Linked DNA regions of Mus musculus: region 2 is linked to region 1. Evidence: chromatin loops called from intact Hi-C (ENCODE). Cell type or tissue: heart. All regions are shown on one strand. Each heading gives the region's core, and the rest is flanking DNA. Links, peaks and the distances in the headings are about the cores only.

Evidence for each region. Hi-C counts contacts between places; a loop is a spot of excess contacts. Peaks named below come from ENCODE experiments on the same cell type or tissue, not always from the same donor. Only the 100,000 strongest peaks of a DNase experiment are listed, where the experiment ranks them.
Region 2: a loop joins it to region 1, with 3 times the contacts of the local background. A loop is called at or near these places in 6 of 42 quality-filtered maps.

Annotation. Positions count from the first base shown.
Region 1 is chr19:6,974,393-6,984,201 of GRCm38, forward strand. It overlaps Ppp1r14b (protein phosphatase 1, regulatory inhibitor subunit 14B), which reads left to right and starts at 656. Exons shown (of 4, transcript NM_008889.2): 1 at 656-1,114; 2 at 2,152-2,235; 3 at 2,466-2,498; 4 at 2,590-2,932. The coding sequence starts at 857. The coding sequence ends at 2,658. Fkbp2 (FK506 binding protein 2) reads right to left here and starts at 6,072. Exons shown (of 6, transcript NM_001166368.2): 1 at 6,002-6,072; 2 at 4,581-4,749; 3 at 4,166-4,278; 4 at 3,998-4,044; 5 at 3,619-3,654; 6 at 3,345-3,542. The coding sequence starts at 4,745. The coding sequence ends at 3,481. It overlaps LOC114841036 (Uncharacterized protein LOC114841036), which reads right to left and starts at 6,048. Exons shown (of 6, transcript NM_001370419.1): 1 at 4,922-6,048; 2 at 4,581-4,749; 3 at 4,166-4,278; 4 at 3,998-4,044; 5 at 3,619-3,654; 6 at 3,193-3,542. The coding sequence starts at 5,858. The coding sequence ends at 5,058. Vegfb (vascular endothelial growth factor B) reads right to left here. Exons shown (of 7, transcript NM_001185164.1): 7 at 8,080-8,475. The coding sequence ends at 8,454. It also overlaps a transcript of Plcb3 not described here. In heart, for the core only: a CTCF peak has its summit at 5,358; DNase peaks (open chromatin) are centred at 3,779, 3,819, 5,659, 6,099 and 2 weaker places; H3K4me3 peaks cover 4,818 bases; H3K27ac peaks cover 3,993 bases.
Region 2 is chr19:7,035,140-7,044,948 of GRCm38, forward strand. Stip1 (stress-induced phosphoprotein 1) reads right to left here and starts at 4,887. Exons shown (of 14, transcript NM_016737.2): 1 at 4,741-4,887; 2 at 357-566. The coding sequence starts at 4,749. In heart, for the core only: a CTCF peak has its summit at 4,814; a DNase peak (open chromatin) is centred at 5,012; H3K4me3 peaks cover 2,910 bases; H3K27ac peaks cover 2,392 bases.

The sequences.
Region 1 (9,809 bases), core at 2,263-7,262:
CTACATTGCCCACAATACCACGCGCGCCGCCATCTCAGCCGGTGGGCGGTGGTCGTCCCAGTCCTGGCTATTGTAAGCCAAACGGCCAAATCTACACGCCCCCACCCCGAGCTCTTCCTTGAGGGGCGTGAGACCAGACCAAGTAGGGCATCCCGGCCGGCACCTGGGCAGTGCCTGGACCCCTTTACACCTCCGATCCCCGGAAGCCCTGTCCACGTGTCGACCCATGCGCGGAAGTTCTCTCGCCCCTTGATGACCAAGGGTCCCGCACGTTCCTCACCGCATCTGCGCCCACACCGTCTCATGCCTAGACTGTCTGTTTCTACCTTAGTGACAGAATGAAACAGGGTCAGAAGAGGACTATGGTCCTAGTGGCGTGAAGATCCAGGCATCCGACACCTAGAAGTCTAGGTTTGAGGCCAGAGGTTAAGTTATAGGAAACCGGACAGACAGTCCCCAAACCCGGCAAAGTAGATCCTCCCCTATCCCCTTTCAGGAGGCGGGGTTGGGGAGAGGGGGCCTGAAGCGGGGCTGGCCCTTTAAGGGGGTGTGGTCGGGGGGCGGGGGAAGAGAGCAAGACAGAGAAAGCGGCAGCGGCGGCGGCTCGGGCGGCGGCCGCGGGGGACAAAGGGCGGGCGGATCGGTGGGGAGGGGGCGGGGCGCGGCCAGGCCAAGCCCGGGGGCTCCGCATGCTGCAGCTGCCCCCGGGCGCCCCCGCCGCCGCCCTCGCCGCGGAGCTGCGCGGAACGGAGCCCGCGAGCTAACCGGAGCCAGCGGCCGGGAGCCAGCCGGCGGGCGTCCGGGAGGCGGCGGCGCAGGGAGGGGCCCGAGCGCGCACGTGGCCCCGGCGGCCGCCATGGCGGACAGCGGCCCCGCGGGGGGCGCGGCGTTAGCTGCCCCGGCCCCCGGGCCGGGCAGTGGCAGCACAGGGCCCCGAGTCTACTTCCAGAGTCCCCCTGGGGCCGCAGGCGAAGGCCCGGGGGGCGCTGATGACGATGGCCCGGTGAGACGGCAAGGGAAGGTCACCGTCAAGTACGACCGCAAGGAGCTACGGAAGCGCCTCAACCTGGAGGAGTGGATTTTAGAACAGCTCACGCGACTCTACGACTGCCAGGTGTGCTCCCCACCCCGCGCGGATACCCTAAAATCGGCCCTAAGTCGGTCTGTCTCCAGAGTCAATGGGAGCTCTGCTGCCAAGCCACCGGTCTTGCACTCGCCGCTCCCAGTGAGTGTGCGCTCTTTCTTGCCTGACCTAAGACACTCTAGCTTTCTCCGCTGCCCGGGACCTTGCGTCCTTCGTGGTACTGCCTCAGGTTAAGCATAGTGTCCTCGCCGAGTCTAGAAGAACTAGATAGCCTGCTGGAGGCAGGGGTCTAGCTTGGGCTAACAGTGAAAGGTCTAGTCTAGTCTGGGCTAGCATCGACACTAGTTGAAAGGTACTAGTTTAACTGTCTCAAGTGTTACAAAGGATCTGAGGAGTTGTTGTGGGCTAGCCTGCCATTCTGTCTACAGAGACAGGTTAACCAGCTCTCCCAGCTCTGGTTCTCCACCCCATGTTCCTTGCTTGTTCAGATGGTGACTCAGGCCCCCAGGGGTAGGGTGGAGGAGTGGGCCTGCCCTCTAATGCCTACCCTAGCCCAGCCCTGGAATGCAGCTGGCTCCAAGTGTGATAGCTGTACCCTTGGGGAGGGGGGTGTACCCCTTTCTCCTCAAAGCATGGGCTCTTTGTTTCCCCTTTATCAAGCATGGGTCTTTCACACTGACCCCTCACCCTCACTTCCTCCCCCCCCCCCCAGGAAGCTGTGACAGGTGTTTGGGGGAGGGGAGGGCTGTGATGAACTAGGACAGCTGGCCCACCAGTGCTCTGGTGAGCCGGAGGTCCCGGATGCTGAGAAGGCACATCTGCTAGGTTCAAAGCCCAAGGTCCCCAGCCCTGTCTGTCTGGCGCCCCTGGTGCCCACTGGCAGGGACAGGAAGTTCCCCCTCATTGGGCAATTTGCCTTGGCACAGACCTGATCTGTTTTCCTTCCCAGAGCAGCTGTCTTTGCTGGGCAAGGAGGGCTGGGCTGGTTTTGAGTGAGGCAGGGAGCCCTCTCCACACCCTCTCCTGGCTGAGACACTTGTCTGTGCTTCTCCCCGCCTCTACCCCAGGAGGAGGAGATCCCGGAGCTCGAGATAGATGTGGATGAACTTTTAGACATGGAGAGTGATGATACCCGGGCTGCTAGGGTCAAGGTAAGCTGAGGTCACCTAGTGGAGGGTTGTCTGGAGACACGGCCCCTTGGGGAGGCTTGGCCCTAGGGCCATACCTTCTTTGGTTTGGGTCATCTGCCTCTGGAAAAATAAGGCTCACGGAACTTAACTTAGCTATGTTCCTAAGTGGCCTCAGTCCCTGGGGAGGGTATAGGTGAACTGAGAGCCCCTGTCCTCAAGAAGTCACTATGTGCTGTGTTCTCCCTTGCCAGGAGCTGTTAGTTGACTGTTACAAACCCACTGAGGTAAGCTATTCTCCTTGCCCTTAGGGTGGGTGTGTATGTGTGCAGCTTATCATCGGGATCCTGGCCTCTCTAACAGCCCCCTCCTATCTAGGCCTTCATCTCTGGCCTGCTGGACAAGATCCGGGGCATGCAGAAGCTGAGCACACCCCAGAAGAAATGAGGGTCCTGACTCAGACGGCCGTGGCTCCCACAGGACAATCGCTGCCCCCCAACCTCGTAGCAACAGCAATACCGGGGGACCCTGCAGCCAGGCCTGGTGCCATGAGCAGGGATCCCCGTGCCCCTGCCTAGGGGTCATTTCCCTTGCCCTCAGTTTTCCACTTTTGGGGTTTTTTATTGTTATTAAACTGACGGGACTTTTTGTGTTTTTATATTGACTCTGCGGCGCAGGCCCTTTAAAAATAAAGCTAGGATACAGCCTTTGGAGCAGCTAACAGGCTTGGCTGGTCTTTTACGGGGGACACACTGCTCTACAATTGTCACCAGCTCGTCTACTCCCCAGGTGATCCTGGGCCTTCTTGGAGCCCATGTAGCCATGGTGATAACTCAGGCTGACTCCCAGATTGCTATTCCAAGCAGCTGGGGAGCAGTGTTGCTACCTACAGTCTTCAGAGTTTTTATCCGCACTGGGTAAGGTCTCTAGGCTGTTGAGGCTAAACCTCAACGCTCTGCAATTATCAGGGAAGATATGATATGAGATTGAAGCTGGTTTTATTTTCCCTTCCCCCATGCTGGGGGTTCAACTTGGGGACCAACCCATTCACGTTACACCAGTGCCCTGCCCTAACACTGATGCTAAGGTACTAATCTAAGTTCCTTAGGATCCACAAAGAAATACAGACTCACTCTTGGGGGTTTTAAAGGTTTTTTTGTTTGTTTTTGTTTTTAAACAGTCTGGTCCCTGATGGGGGCCTCCTAGCCCTCTGCAGCCTGCTACAGTTCTGGTCCCTGACGGGGGGGCCTCCTAGCCCTCTGCAGCCTGCTACAGTTCTGAGCGTCTCTCAATCTTGAGCAGCTCCACCTCAAACACCAGGGTTGCTCCACCTGGAGAGAGAAGTGCCATCAGACTGGGACCTGGGACGCTGGGAGAGTGACGGGCTGAGGGTGGTAAGGGTATTACCTGGGATCTTTGGGGGGGCTCCCCGCTCTCCATACCCTGTCAAAAGCACAAAGACAAAGAGTTAAGTTGTGGCCAGGCTCCCTTCTAGCCCACATAAAGGATGGGGGGGGGGGGGTTTGCAGGGGTGACAGGAGAGGGTGAGAACACCAAAAGTCTGGCACTGAGCGATCTACAATTGTCACTCTCTACTGCTCTGCAGTTGTCACCAGCTCAGCTAGCGCGAGCTTTCCTCAATCCTGGCTGCTGAACACAAGCCAGACTTGAAAGTGGCGTATATGCTGCCATGACTAAATGGAGTGGGGACCAGTGAAACTTTAATTCATCCTTAGGCACATCTAAGCCCTCTCCCCATTACCTCCCAACCCCAAGGGCCTCTTACCCAGCTCGGATGGGATCACCAACTTCCGCTTTTCCCCTTCACACATCCTGCAGGATGACACATGCTTAGCACATGAAGCGCCCAGACCCCTGTCCCACAGCTGGGCCTTCCTCCCACAGCTCGCTTGCTGGATCACTCACTACAACATGTACCCCAGACCAGACTTACCCCAGCAGCCCCTGGTCCCAGCCCTTGATAACCTGGCCAGTGCCAAGGGAGAAAACAAAGGGCTGGTTCTGTGGTAGGCTGCTGTCAAACTCCGTCCCATCTTCTAGCTTTCCCTGTGAGACCATGGGAAAACTAGTAAGGAGAGGTGACAAGTCCACAACCCTTCCACCCAGCTAGTCTCCCCACCACAGCCCCAGGGCCAATGCCTTGGGTAGCTCATGTGTGTTAATTTGGATGCTGATATCTAGCTGAGTAAACTGAAAAGCAAGATAGAATCGTGGGAAGGAGCTTAGAGGTCAAAGGGGGATAGATGTGTTTGAGGTTATCTACCTAGCTGAGAAAAAACAGATGCCAAAGTCCTTTCAGGTCCTGAAACCTGCCAAAGCCCCAGAGGCTGCTCCACTCTGACACTTACCGTGTAGTGCATGTGTAAGACATCTCCCTTTCTAGACTTGATAGGACAGTGGTCCACACGTTTCTTCACTCCAATCTGCAGCTTCCGTTTGCCTTCGGCCCCCGTGGCTGCTGCCAGGGCACTCAGGCAAATGGACAGTATTGTCAGGATCCAGCTCAGCCTCATGTCTCTGTAGGCAAAGGCCACCCCACCCCCAACCAAAAAACTGGGGGGTGGAGTCATGGGACGTCTTCAGTCTGTATCAGGAGGACGCCAACTCCCCATTATATCTTGCCTGTTTCTGGGGAATCCCACAGTCCTGGGTCACCACCCCCTCCCCTGGGCTCTGTAGCCACACTTACCAGTCCAGTGAGAAGGGGGCTTGACCGAGGACCCCAGCAGCGAGGGGAGGGGGTCAGGGGAGGCCACAGCAGCCAGTGCCCCCTCCCTTTGCTCACTACCTGACCTTCTCTCCCTCCCAGTCCCCATCTCCGTTCTTCAGTTCCCGCTAGCCCCTTTACGCAAAGTCCAAACCCTATCTGATTGCACCGGATTTGTCCCGACTGGACGACCCCACTCCCGCCACACCCAGCTGCCCCCTGTCCAGCACACCCACACATCTGCGGCTGCTGCAGGTGTTCGGCCCCGAGGCACCCACACATCTCCACTAGGTGGCTCTGAGGAGCCCCGGTCCTCCGGGGGCACCCCCCAGTCCGGCCCCGTGCCTCCTCCACCAGGGGCACCTCCCCAACTCTGAGCTCTTGGGGGCCTCCGGGGAACCCAAACTGGCTCAGAGTCAGCAGGGCGCCGAGCTCGCTCCACCCACACCACCTCTCCAGGGGGAGTTCTCGGTCTACCGCGACCCCAGGCGCGGCCACCACGGAGACCGCCCCCGCGTGGACGCCCCCGGCCATAGCTCAAGCTTAGCTCTGCGCAAGGCTCCTTGGCCCCACCCTTTACGGCGTGAAGCTCCGCCCCCTGACCTGCAGCTCCACCCTCCGCAATGTTAGACCTAGTCTCCAGCAGAGGGGCCACGCCACTCACTGACTGAAGTCCCACCTCCAACGACTGGGATCTCACGCCCTCTGTCTCCGAGCCAAAGGCTCCACTTTCCACCTGCTCCAGCTCCTCCTCTAAACCCCAAGCCCCGCCCCCCACGCCTCCTACTCCAGCTATGGGCCACTGGGTTCCGCCCTCAACTCGCACTGGCTCCGTTGTCCCTCCCACCGCTGTTCCGCGCCCCGCCCCGAGCCCCAGGGCTCCGCCCCGTACGGCGTGAGAGCCCGCCCCCTGCGGCATTGCCAGAGGCCGGACCCCAGCCCCAATTCCTTCGTTTGCTGCCCCTGGCTGGCACGCGGACTCCGGCCCGCTTCAGGCCGGCCTGCCCCAGGTTGCCCTCCTGCACCCGGATCCCCCAGCCTGGGCTGTGGCCCCCCGCTCACCTCCTCGCCGCGCCCCCGGAGCCAATCCCGCTCGTGCTGTCACTTCTGCGCAGGCGCGTCTTCGTCGCTACAGGGCGGGACACGCTGCCCGCCCTCATTGGACCGTCCAAAACCCGCTGCTGCATCTATGGGCGGGGCTTCTCATTTGGCCCTGCCTCCTGAGTGACTGCGTGACAACGTCACTTCCGGGGTTCAGATTCCGGGTCTAGTTTGGCAAAAGTTGTGTCCGAGAGACAGAAGGCAGTTCCAGCCAAGGTGACATGGTCAAGCAAGTATGACTGCACGCGCCTGGAGGGGTTCTAGCAGGCACCGTGCTGACTTCCTGACCGGCACGCCTTTGGGTAGTTGTTGTGGGAAGAGGCTAGGGGTTCGGAGCGACAACCCGGATTTGAATCTTAGTTCTTTCATTTCTTGGCTGGCTGCGTGACCTTGACTAAGTTCGTTCTTTTGGTGGTGCGCTCTATGACACCCATACCACATGGCCCTGAGCTATGCGGACCCCTTTCATCTTGTGGTCTACAGTGTCAAGTCTCATCTGTGGGTGAACAAACGTCTCCTGGGCCAGGTCTATCATTCACTGCCCAGGAGACACATTCTCTAACCTAAAGATCCTGAAATTTAGAGGAAGCCAAACCTGAGTTAGGCTATGGAGTCTAGTGATTTCATACCCGTCTTAGGCCGTTTGCCCTGCTAAGACCATTTATTCAGATACCAATGGAAGATAATCATGATGTTGACCCCAAGAGAAGCATACTGCATATCTGATGAAGCTTAGTGGGTTCTGAATGTTTAGCTCTCAAATCCTAACCTTCACTGAGCCAGAGCATGATCACCAATATCACTGCTGAGAAAGTTATTTAAACATGATAAAAAATGGTGTGCTGTCCCATGACTGTAATGTCAACACTCTAGAGGTAGATATAGAGGGATCAGAAATTCAAGGACATTCCAGCTACATGAAGAATTCTGAGTCAGCCTAGGATACAGGAGACATTTTCTTAAAAGAGAAAGTTCAAAAGCAGCATCAGGGCTGAAGATGCAGTAAATCAGTAATATTTGCCAAACATGTATGAAGCCAGGAAGTTTAAGGTCATGCAGGCTATGTGAGACTCTCATGGATGGGTAAGTAATTATGTGATGATCATCATCTTGAGGAATTCTTTAGTTTACCCTACTCCTGCTTTGATACCACCAAGATCATGACCTCAGTGTCAGTCCCTTCATTAGGGCGGCTACTTTCAGTTACTTCTGTCCCTGAATGTTCTGTAGCAGGCCAAAGCCTTGGTGCTTCGCTAGCCTTCCCACACTACCCAGGACAGTGGAGAAGGGTAGACACTGAGCCTGGACCAAGTAGGTTAGGAATCTCAAACAGCAGCTGATGAATCCTGGGATGCCAGGGATTGTAGGTGGAGAAGACTCTGGGTGTGTTTCTTTAAAAAGGCTTTCCAGTCGGGCATTAGTGGCGCATGCCTTTAATCCCAGCACTTGGGAGGCAGAGGCAGGTGGATTTCTGAGTTCAAAATCCAGACCAGCCTGGTCTACAGAGTGAGTTCCAGGACAGCCAGGGCTATACAGAGAAACCCTGTCTTGAAAAAAAGAAAGAAAAAAAAAAGGCTTTCCAGTCATATGAAGGCAGGATTGAGGCATGAAAGGGGCAGCCACAAGGAACAATATTGCAAGTGTATACTCAACAGAGAAAGTGGGTGATACCTCCTATTATATATATATATTATTATATATATTAAAAACAAAAACAAAAAAAAAAACCTCACACTAGTTGAGAGCCAAGAGGGTTCCGTTTGGTGGCAATTATCTATTCTTGCCATGTGAATCTGGGAAGCAGTTCTTATGGTCTAGGTCTCCTTAATTTCTGGCCAGGGTAGTCAGAATCCTTGTGGTGAGCAGGAGGCAAGGACTTTTTGTAACAATCTGTGGTTGTGGCTTTACCTGGGAACTGCTGTCGGGGTTGGGCACACTGGCACAGTAAGATAGGAAGCAAAACTGAAATGATGCTGTGTTGCGCTTTCCTGCCCAAGCTGGCCAGCCTGGAGAGTAGCAAACAATGACAGAAGCAGCCATAGTGTCTTCCATCTCTTTTATCAGAGTGTGAGTGTGTGTGTGTGTCACAGTTATCATAACAGAACCCAAATCCCGTTATTGGTAGAAGTTTGGGGTTTTCATAGTGAGGGGAGACAGCCAGCCAGAAGATGCTCACTTGACCAGGGTGGTTAAGTGAGAGAGTACCCTGGCCCCTGAGGTGAGACATGAGGTTCCTTGACAATTGTTAGATGGCAGCTCTGGGAGATAAAAGATGGCGAGAGAGCTCTCTAAAAGGTCCAGGTCCTGGGGCAGTGACCTCCCAGACTGAGGAGGTTCGCCTGTGCTCCACTCTTCTCCCTGTGAAGCAGGGCCATAAAAGCAGCCGGGCCCGTGGAGTCTGGAAAGCAGCTTGTCACTTTCGCGGCTTCCGGCACCTGGGGAGTGGAAAAGGGGTGTCAGTGCTGGCTGGAGCTTCACCCCAAGCTCTTCTTTTAGATTACTAATTTTTATTTTTAAATTTTTGTTACATGGGCTGGAGAGATGGCTCAGTGGTTAAGAGCACTGGCTGCTCTCCCAGATGACTCAGATTCAGTTCCCAGCACCCACATGGCAGCTCACAACTGCCTATAACCTAGTTCCAAGGGATCTGGCCCCCTCACACAGATGTACATACAGGTAAAATGCCAGTGGTTTTTACCTGCATATGAAATAAGTAACTTCTTTTAAAAATTGTGGCGAAGGGGGCTGGAGAGATGGCTTAGCGGTTAAGAGCACTGACTGCTCTTCCGAAGGTCCAGAGTTCAAATCCCAGCAACCACATGATGGCTCACAACCATCCATAATGAGATCTGATGCCCTCTTCTGGGGTGTCTGAAGACAGCTACAGTGTACTTACATATAATAAATAAATCTTTAAAAAAAAAAAGTTGTGGTGAAGGGATTGGCCTGTGCTCATGTGAATGTGTGTGCATTTTAGGTACTGGTGGCTTAATCATTCTCCATCTTTATCCTTTTTATGCCAGGCATAAGGAGGCAAAGGCAAGCAGATCTCTGTGAGTTCAAGGCCAGGCTGGTCTACATAGTGAGTTCCAGGACAGCCAGGGCCATGTAGAGGGACACTGTCTCAAAAACAAAACCAACCAAACAAAAACGTATTTTGCTATTTTTATTTAGGTGTGTGTATGTCTGGCTGTATAAGCACATTGTATATAGGCCTGAAGAGGCTGGAGGAGGGCGTCTGGTCACCACAACTGGCACTGCAGCCTTCAACCAAGTGTGTTCTCCAGGACCAGCAACCTCTGTGAGCCAGCTCTCTCCATCCCGCGCCACCTTTTATCTTTTGAGACTGAGTCACTCACTATATGTGAAGCTAATTGATTCTGCTTCAATGGCTGGCCAACAAACTCTGGGGTTCCTTTTGTCCCTGCCTGCTCTTGCAATAATAGGTTACAATGCATCGCGCTCCTACCCAGTCTTCATGCTTGAATAGTAGATACTTTCCCAGCCAGGCCATTTCTCCAGCCCCCACTTATTTATCTAATTACCAGTGACATCTTTTAAATTAAGTATATACATGATGCATGTATGTGCACTGCATGTATGCCTGGTCTCTGCAGAAGCCAGAAGGCATTAGCTATTCTGGAACTAGAGTTATGAGTGGTTATGCGCCACTGTGTGGGTGCCGGAAAATAAACCTGGATCCTCTGCGAGAGCAGAAAATACTCTTCACCACCAAGCCATACCTCCAGCCTCTATGTACTCGTGTGAG
Region 2 (9,809 bases), core at 2,447-7,446, 61 kb after region 1:
TTGGGATTGAAGGTATAAGCTAAACTGGGCAGTGGTGGCACACGCCTTTAATCCCAGCACTCGGGAGGCAGAGGCAGGCGGATTTCTGAGTTTGAGGCCAGCCTGGTCTACAGAGTGAGTTCCAGGACAGCCAGGGCTACACAGAGAAACCCTGTCTCGGAAAAACAAAAACAAAACAAAAAACCTGTTTTACAATCGATGGCAACAAACTTGAAGTAAGTGTTCCCTTCAAGGGGTGCCAGGGTAGGCTGGCCGGCCAAAAGGAGCAACCTATAGTCAGGACAGGAGGACCTACTAATTAGGAACTACAGACAAGATCCTTAGGAAACTGTACAGAGCAGAACTCTTCAGCTTACCTTGCCCCAGTCAGGCTTCAGGTCAACAGTCTTGCAGCCGTCCTCATAGGCCTTCTGGTAGTCTCCTTTCTTGGCGTAGGCTGCAGAGCGATTGCTGTAGAGCACATGGTTCTGGGGATCTAGTTTAATTGCCTCAGAGTAGCACTGTAAGGCATCATCAATGTTCCCAGCACTCAGGGCCTTATTGCCCTTCTCCTTTAGCTCATTCACCTGAGGAGGAAAGGCAGGCATCAATACAGCTTCACCCTACAGAACTGATTTCTCTCCCCTAGGGTGTTAGATTTTACTTATTCTTCCAAAGTATCAGCTAGTTGGCTGCTACTGATCAATAAGAGAAAAATGCTAATCTATCCATGTTCTTCTACACCTCTAGAAACTAGCAGAGAGAAAAACAAAAACAAAGCAGAGGCATGCTCAGATACATGACTGACCGGACACATGGTGGCACACACCTACACTCCCAGTACTCAGAAGGCTCAGGCTGAAGGAATCTGAGTTCCAAGTTATATAGAAACAGGGCCCTAATTAAATGTCTCAGTGTGATTTAAAAAAAAAAAAAAAAAAAAAGGGGCTGGAGAGATGGCTCAGCGGGTAAGAGCACTGACTGCTCTTCCAAAGATCCTGAGTTTAAATCCCAGCAACCACATGGTGGCTTAAAACCATCCTTAATGACATCTGACGCCCTCTCCTAGTGTGCCTGAAGACAGCTACAGTGTACTTACATATAAAAATAAATAGTAAATAAATATTAAAACAAAACAAAGAAGAAAAACAAACAAACAAAAAACCCTCAGGCCTGACAATCTAAGTTAGATACTGGACAGCAAAGGATGAAAAAGAACCAACCCCACCAAGTTAACCTCTAACAGCCATATGTGCACACCTGCATTCGCCCATCATGCCCTTAAGTCCTAGAAGCTTCAGAATAAGAGGATCCTGTTCTTCCATGCTCATTGTGGCTCTACTGCCATTTCCCATTATCAGCAAGAGCCAAAAAGTACTTACTGTGCTGACCCTTAAGGGTAGAGTTAGTCCCCACCAATGTTAGTCCCCATCCACTCATGATGTTATCAGGAAGTGGGTAAGAGGATGAAGACAAATATCATCTAATCCCATTCTCTCCATTTCCAAGAAGCTTCATAAAGTAAAGGAGGCTTGGGCTGGAGAGATGGCTTAGTGGTTAAAAGAACTGACTGCTCGTCTGAAGGTTGAGTTCAAATCCCAGCAACCACATGGTGGCTCACAACCATCCGTAATGAGATCTGATGCCCACTTCTGGTGTGTCTGAAGACAGCTACAGTGTACTTACATATAGTAAATAAATAAATCTTTTAAAAAAGTGAAAGAGACTTTGTCTAAGAGTACTGACTTTCCTTTCCCATAGTCAAAGCCACACCCCTAGTCTTTTGCCCCCTCCCCTTTTTAACACTTTGTGATAGGGTCTCAGTTGAATTTAGAAGGCTAGCCTTGAACATGAGATGAGATCTTCCTGTTCTGATCTCCCACTAGCTGAGATTAGAGGTCTAGTTGCTTTTCTTTTCATTATCTGTGTGTGTGTGTGTGTAAAGGGTTTTTCTTAGCTCTGTTGACCTACAGAAGGTCAAGAACGTCACACTGCAGAGCAGTAGTAGCCTATGCCTTGGGAGGCAGAGGCACACAATCTGAGTTCCAGGATACCTAGGGCTACATAAAAACTCAAATCTCCAAAGGAAAAAACAACAAACAACTCAAACAACCGGACATAAGGTACCTATGGAAAAACAGCTTCACAGCACCACCACCACCACCGCAGATTTTCCAAGACGGGTTTCTGCATAGCCCTGGCTGTCCTTGAACTCAGGGATCTGCCTGCTTCTGCCACCCAAGTGCTCGGATTAAAACTACCACAGACTCACCGCTCCCTTTTAAAGCCAAGAATAGAGTGAACATGAGTAGGATGTTACTTATGTTATTGGGATGGGCATGTAGCTCACTTGATAGCCCAAGCACCAGGTTGGACCCCAGCACCAAGCACAGTGGCATATACCTATTATTTCAGGATTTATGAGGTGGAAGAAGGAGATTGCTGTAGTGAAATTATTACAGCACCTATTATGGAATGATCATCTACTCATGATTCAGAAGACTGACATAGAATGTACTTCTTGCAAATGCGTTTAGAATCCCAAGGTACACCAATTAGAAACTTTCACAGAACAGAGGTCCCAATGCACATGTAAGCTGGCTTTTCTCTGCAATCTCAACACTTAGGAAGAGGCAGCGGACCCTATTCTCAGCAAAGGAGGATGACATGCAGGAGAGATAAAGGAACAGACAGGAAACTGCCAATATGACATTCCTTTACAGGAAGGTCAAGGGAGAAAAAGAGTACACAGTACACAAATATTCATCTTTGAGCTGGGCAGTGGTGGCAGAGGCAGGTAGAGTTCTGAGTTCAAGGCCAGTGTGGCCTACAGAGTTATTTCCAGGATAGCCAGGGCTACACAGAGAAACCCTGTCTTGAAAACAAACAAACAAACAAAAAAAAACCCCTCGTCTTTGTTTGCAGTTAGGATCTCTTTATGTAGCTATAGCTGACCTGTAACTCCACTATATAGACAAAGCTGTCTATCTGTCTGCCTCTGCCTTCCAAGTGTTGGGATTGAAGATCTGTGCCACCACACCGGGCATTAGAAATAATGTTTTGGGATTTTTTAAGACAGGGTCTCACTATACAACTCTGGTGGTCCACTTACTTACTCAGAGATCAGCCTGCCTCTGCCTCATTGAGTGCACCATCATGCCTAGCAAAATTAAATCTTAAAATATAAACTATGTGTCACTGTAGGAGTTACCTGGAATTCTACTCTTCAAATGTACAATTTTCCAGACAGGGTTTCTCTGTATAACCCTAGCTGTCCTGGAACTCTCTGTAGACCAGGCTCTCCTCAAACTCAGAAATCCACCTGCCTCTGCCTCCCAAGTGCTGGGATTAAAGGCTTACTTATGCCACCACCACCTGGCTCAAATGTACAATTTCCAATATTCAAACGCATTTGTGTATATGCTAGTGCATGGGGCAGACATTGGAAGTCAGGGTCTTCCTCCAACACTCTCCACCTTACTCTGAGACAGAATCTCAATGAATCTGGAGCTCACAGACAGGCCTGAGATGCTCGGGTCTCCCCTCCCCTCACCGATTTAGTGGGTAAAGGCAATCGGAACCCAGGCCTTCATCCTTAGACATCAAACGCTGAACCAACTGAGCCATCTCTAAGCCCAACGCTCAAATTTGTCATCTTACTGTAAGTTTGCAGTCCACAGGAACACTTGCACACTTGTATAATGGCTGGCAGGATTTTTCCCCACTGAGGAGGGTGGGGAGGATGGACGGGGTAGACCATAGCTCTAAATTCAGGCCCTGTGTTTGATCCCTAGTGCCACACAATGAATGAATGAATGATAATGAAAAACAACCTCTTTTTGTTGTAACAGAGCAAGGTGTTACTCATACCAAAAAAGCGTCTCTCTTGTCCGTACTGCAGTTACAGTTTAATTACTCCAAGGGTACAGAAAGTTGATTAACCTCTCCATTTAGTCTTATTAACAAGGTGAGAGGCCCCACGGTCCCTCACAGTGACTATTCCAGAACAAAAGGTTTTACTTTATACATCACAGTAAAAGTAGTAGTAAGCTGTGCTCTTTTTGTATGTGTGTGTTTGGATGAATCACAACGGTTCAATGACAGCTTCCAAGGTAACAAAACCTCTCCAGGCCTCAGATGCAGGCCACTGTAGCCTGAGCTAAATCACCAAGGTAAGGACGGCAGGTTTCCCTCTGTGCCCCAGATCAGATGCTGAGCGGTAGAGACAGGGACTTCTAGCTCCTCACTATCGGCTCACAACTGTCTAAAACCACTAAATCCTGTGTAATCGGGAACGGAATTTCCAAGGGTCGGATACTCAGTCACCCCACAGTCACTACGAAAAGTGGGGGGAGGGGCGACATATGTATGCCTCAGGGAGCCCTGGTGACACTGTCCGCGCCCGCCTTCTCTGCAGTCGCGCGGGTCCTTTTCCCGGGCGCACACAGATGCCGTGTACCCCGAAGGCTGCTGGGGTGATCGGTCACCGGATCCCTCCAAGTTCGCAGCGGCCGACAGGGGCCTCTCCGCGCTGAGGAGGCCCGGCCCCCAGAAGCTTCGGGGCCCGGCCGCGGCCAGGCCTGTTCCCGCTCCACTCGGCGGGTCGCGGGGGCGACGGGCGCTCGCCATTCTCCCCTCACACGCCCGACCGCGGCTCTCACGCCCGCGCCTCGGCCGCCCGACCCGGCCCCCCAACCACTCGCTTCTCCCCGCCAACAGGCCTGCGCTGCCCCGGGGCCCCGGCCGCCCCTCCCCCTTCACCTGCTCCATAGCCTGGCCCGGAACCCCGTTGAATCGAATTCGTCCGCTCCGCGTTCCCAACCGCACGCGCCGCCTTCTGGAACCTACTAGAAGCTGCCGGGACCCCCAGGTTACCGCCCCTTCCTCGCCTGCTCACTGGTTGAACACGTCCAGGAGGCTCTGCTCGCCCCTTTTATAGGCTTAAAGTTCAGTCAATCATCGTGACTTCTCTTTCATTGGTTTTTTACGGGTCTTCTCTTCAGCCCTGCCTCCTCTGCACCTCCGGATTGGACACTCCGCGGCAAGTCCCGCCTATTTCAGGGCTAGGCTAACTGAGGGAGGAGCGGGTCTTGACGACACGGATTGGTTGGTTAGTCCGTCAATTGTAGCTGGCCTGGCCGCACCCATTGGTCCTGTTCTTTCTGGAAATTTCCACAACTCTCATTGGGCTGAAGGACTCCTAGACGGAACCGCCTTTCAGAGGAAACATTCAATTGGGTGGATGGGTGGGGAAAAAAAAAAATTTGGCCATTCCTGGCGCTGATTGGTTTATGCCGCTGCCCTGTAAGGGGGTGCTCGGCTGGCTGGTGGTTCGTGGGGAGTCGAGCATCTGGCCCGGTGTCGCCTAGGCTTTAACTACAGCGTTACAAGCTGTTTTCCCTGAGTCTGAGACTGTTGGCCCGCGCTTCCTCGCATCCTGACTATTAGGCCCGGAATGTACCCAAAATATTGCGGGCTATGACGGGCCTGCGTTGAATGTTCCCAAAATGCTGCGGGCCACGACAGGCCTCCGCTTTTCCGGCAGTGTCCTGGCGGACCGGCTGCTTGGCCCTTACTCTCTGAACTCAGCTGCAAGCTTTGGTCACCATGGCCTGCCAGCAGAAATGCTACTTGGGTTGCAGGCTTAGCGTGTAGCTTATGGAACGACAGAGACTGATGATCAGGGGTCTGGACAGGATTTGTATAAGGAACGTGGGCTGTGCGGTGCCATGTCTGTGCCAGTAGCACCAATGCATACCCTCTCCATCCGGTTACCCCTTATCTGTTCACTTATGCCTACCTAGTTCTTTCTCCTGCCTCACTTAAGATCGGAGGAAATGAGCGGTGGTGGCATACAGCACGCAGGAAGCAGAGGCAGGTGTATCTCTTAAGCTAGCCTGATCTACATAGTGAGGTCCAGGACAGCCAGAGCTATCCATACCAGAACTATATAGTGAGACCCTGTCTCAAGAGAGAGGGAGAGGGAAGAGGCAGAGTGCTGAAATTACAGGTGTGAGCCAAATGTGGCAAGAGTACTTTTTGGGTGACTGGAGATAGAAACAAAGGTCTTGTCTGTGCTACACAAGCCCTCTACCCATGAGCCTCCAACCTTCTGTTTGACAAAAAGAAAATACAAAGGTTAGGTTTTTTGGTTGTTTTTTTTTTTTTTTTTTTTTTTTAATTACAAAAGGCATGTATACAAAGTGCATGATTAAGCCAGGCATGATGGAGTGGACCTTTAATCCCGCACTGGGATGGGGGCTGGGGGTTAGGTAGATCTGTGTGAGTTGGAGGCCAGCCTGGACTACAAAATGAGTTCCACGACAGCCAGGGTTCTGTTACACTGAGAAACCCAGCCTGGAAAAAAACAAAGACACCACCACCAACAAAAAAAGTGCATGACTGCAATCCCAAATTTTGGGAGTTGGAAAAGGGAGGGAGATCAGAATTCAAGGCCAGCCTGAGCAAATGAAGAAAAAAAAATGGAAGGAAGGGGAAGGGAAGGGCTTGAGATGGCTTGAAAATGTGGTAAAGGGTGTTTATTCCCCAACCAAGCAAGCCAGGCAACCTGAGTTTGAGTCCTTGAACACACACAACAGAGATATATCACCACTTCAAGGCCGACAATGCTTCCCCCCCCCCGCCCCCCCCCCCGACATGTTTTTTCTGTGTAGCCCTGGCTGTCCTGGAGCTCACTCTGTAGACCAGGCTGGCCTTGACTCAGAAATCCGCCTGCCTCTGCCTCCCAAATGCTGGGATTAAAGGCATGCACTACCACGCGCCCGGCTTCGGCTTTTTTTTTTTTTGGTTTGACAATGCATTTTTTTTTTAAACCTTAAAAATAATGACAAGGGCCGGGCATGTAGGTGCACGCCTTTAATCCCAGTACTTGGGAGGCAGAGGCAAGTGGATTTCTGAGTCAAGGCCAGCCTGGTCTACAGAGTGAGCTCCAGGACAGCCAGGACTACACAGAGAAACCATGTCTTGAAAAAACAAATAAAAATAAAATAAAAACTTAATAAAAGCTGTGTTTCCCAGTTATTTTTCTATTGCTCTAAAGAGGCACCATGATCAAAGCAACTTACAAAAGAGTTTATTGACGTTTTCAGTTCCAGGGAGTAAGTCTAAGACTGCTATGGTGGGTAGCATGGGAGCAGGCAGGCAGTCCTGGTACTGGAGCAATAGCTAAGAGATATACACAGAGAAACCCTGTCTCAAAAAAAAAAAAAAAAAAAAAAAAAAAACAGAGAGAGATGACAGAGACCTGGGATAGGGGTAGCTTCCAGGAGCTATGGGGATGACTTTAGCTGAGACTCCTAACAATGAGAAGCCGGGTGTGGTGGCGCACGCCTTTAATCCCAGCACTCGGGAGGCAGAGGCAGGTGGATTTCTGAGTTCGAGGCCAGCCTGGTCTACAAAGTGAGTTCCAGGACATCCAGGGCTCTACAGAGAAACCCTGTCTCGAAAAAATCAAAAAAACAAACAAACTAAAAATGAGAAGATATGGAACTTGAGGTCACCTCCTGTAGCCAGGCAGTACCCCTAGTGGAGGTGATAAGGAGACCAACCCCCCCCCAAAAAAAAAAAAAACCTATTTACAAGATGCCCCGGGACACAGATGGAGCAGAGACTGAGGGAATGGCCAATGACTGGCACAAGTTGAGCCCATCCCACAGGCAAGCACTAATCCCTGACACTATTAACGATACTCTGTTATGCTTACAGACAGCCTAGCATAGCTGTCCTCTGAGAGGCTCTACCTAGCAGCTCACTGAAACAGACGCAGAGACTTTCGGAGCTTGGAGAGTCTTAAGGAAGAGTTGGGGGAAGGATTGAAGGCCCAAAAATAAGAGTTTAACAAGAAGAGGGATCAGCACTCGGGAGACAGAGGCAGGCGGATTTCTGAGTTCGAGGCCAGCCTGGTCTACAGAGTGAGTTCCAGGACAGCCAGGGCTATACAGAGAATCCCTGTCTCAAAAAAACAAAAACCAAAACCAAAAAAAAAAAAAAGCCAAGAAGAGGGAGACCAACATAGTTAACTAACCTGGACCACTGGGACCTCTTAGAAATTGGACCACCAGCCAAAGAACATACACTAGATCTAGGTCCTCCACACATATGTAACAGATGTGCAGTGCAGTCTTCATCTGGGTTCCAAACAGCTGGAGTGGGGGCTGTCCCTAAAGCTACTGCCTGTTTGCGGATCCTGTTCCCCTAACCGTTGGGCTGCCTTGTCTGGCCTCAGAGAGAGAAGATGCGCCTAGCCCTACAAAGACTTGATGTGCCAAGGTGGGAGGACACCCAGGGGACCTCCACCCTCCCAGAGGAGAAGGGAAGGGAAGGGACTGTGTGAAGAGGGCACGGTGTGTGTGTGTGTCGATCAGGATATGAAGTGAATACATGAATTAAATAACTAACGGGTGGAAGAGCTTCCATCTGATTCACAAGGCAGGGAGAGATCTCACTGCGGATGGTGTGTGCTTTTGAAATGTCAAAGCAGACCCTCAGTCATCAACATTCTCCTGCCTCCCAGCCCTTCCCAATCAGAAGACAGACCACACTCGATGGAGGCACACTCGGTAATTCTAGTGCTGGCAGTCTGGGAGGATATCTGGGGCTTGCTAGCCAGCCAGTTTAGCAGACTCAATTAATAAGCTTTAGGTTCAATGTGAGTCTCTATCTCTGTCTCTCTCTCAAAGATTTATTTATTATATTTAAGTACATTTTAGCTGTCTTTAGACACACCAGAAGAGGGGATGGGATCCCATTACAGATGGTTGAGACACCATGTGGTTGCTGGGATTTGAACTCAGGACCTTTGGAAGAGCAGTCAGTGCTCTTAACCTCTGAGCCATCTCTCCAGCCTGAGACCCTGTCTTAAAAAATAAAAGTGCTGGGCTCAGTGATAAAAGTGATCAATGGAAGGAAGGCGTCTTCAATTATTCTCTGCCTTTCTTTTAAGCTGACCACCACATATGTGCTCACACATGAAAACACATGCATGTGTGCTCACACATGCAAACACATGCATGCAAAGGCACATACTCAATTAAAAAGTCAAGGTGTGGGACTTTAGATGGAGACTGCTTGGACATTCTGAAACTTAAGCTTCCAGTGTCACAGCAAAGTCACACTGAACACTGAGAAATGTGAGCTCCTAATAGGCCCCATACCTCTGACATGAGCTAAGAGTTGTGCTAGCGAAGCCAACGTCCCCTTCTATCCTCTCAGGTCCCTTGAATACAACAGAGTCACTACAGAGGCATCTGGCCCTGTGCATGCCCTGTGTGACTCAGGCCTGTGTTCCAAAATGCTGCTGTTCAGGGTAAGGGGAGGAAAGCAGAGGCCTTGTCTGGACTCAGCTTGAGAGCACAATTCCTGCAGAGCAAACAACCAACTTCACAGCCTCCTTTTAATGGCAATGCTGTGTGAGGGGAACAGTGCTTGCCGGTCAGGATTCTGGGAGATCTTCCATTGCTGGAGAGAGGAGCTGAGGTAACTTTGGTTTCCTTCTCCCACTGAGGGCAAGGTTCTCCTGAGGGCTCATCGAGGCCACTAACCTCAGTGGTTCTGACTCCCAGGTCTCCTGCACAGCGGCTGAGTCCTGATGAGTTGGGAAAGTTAGAGAACTAGAGGGGCAGCTCTCTTCAGTTCCTGTGGATCTGCACAGAGCGCCAGGCCCTCCCTGTGCCTGATGCTGGAAGGACCAGAACAATGGTAATTACCTAATCACTAATCAGACAGCTGAGGGCAGTACGGGGGCTGGGAGTCTCCACCACCAGCCTCGTGGCTATAAATACCATCTCAAATGACTCCTAGAATCCCAGCTT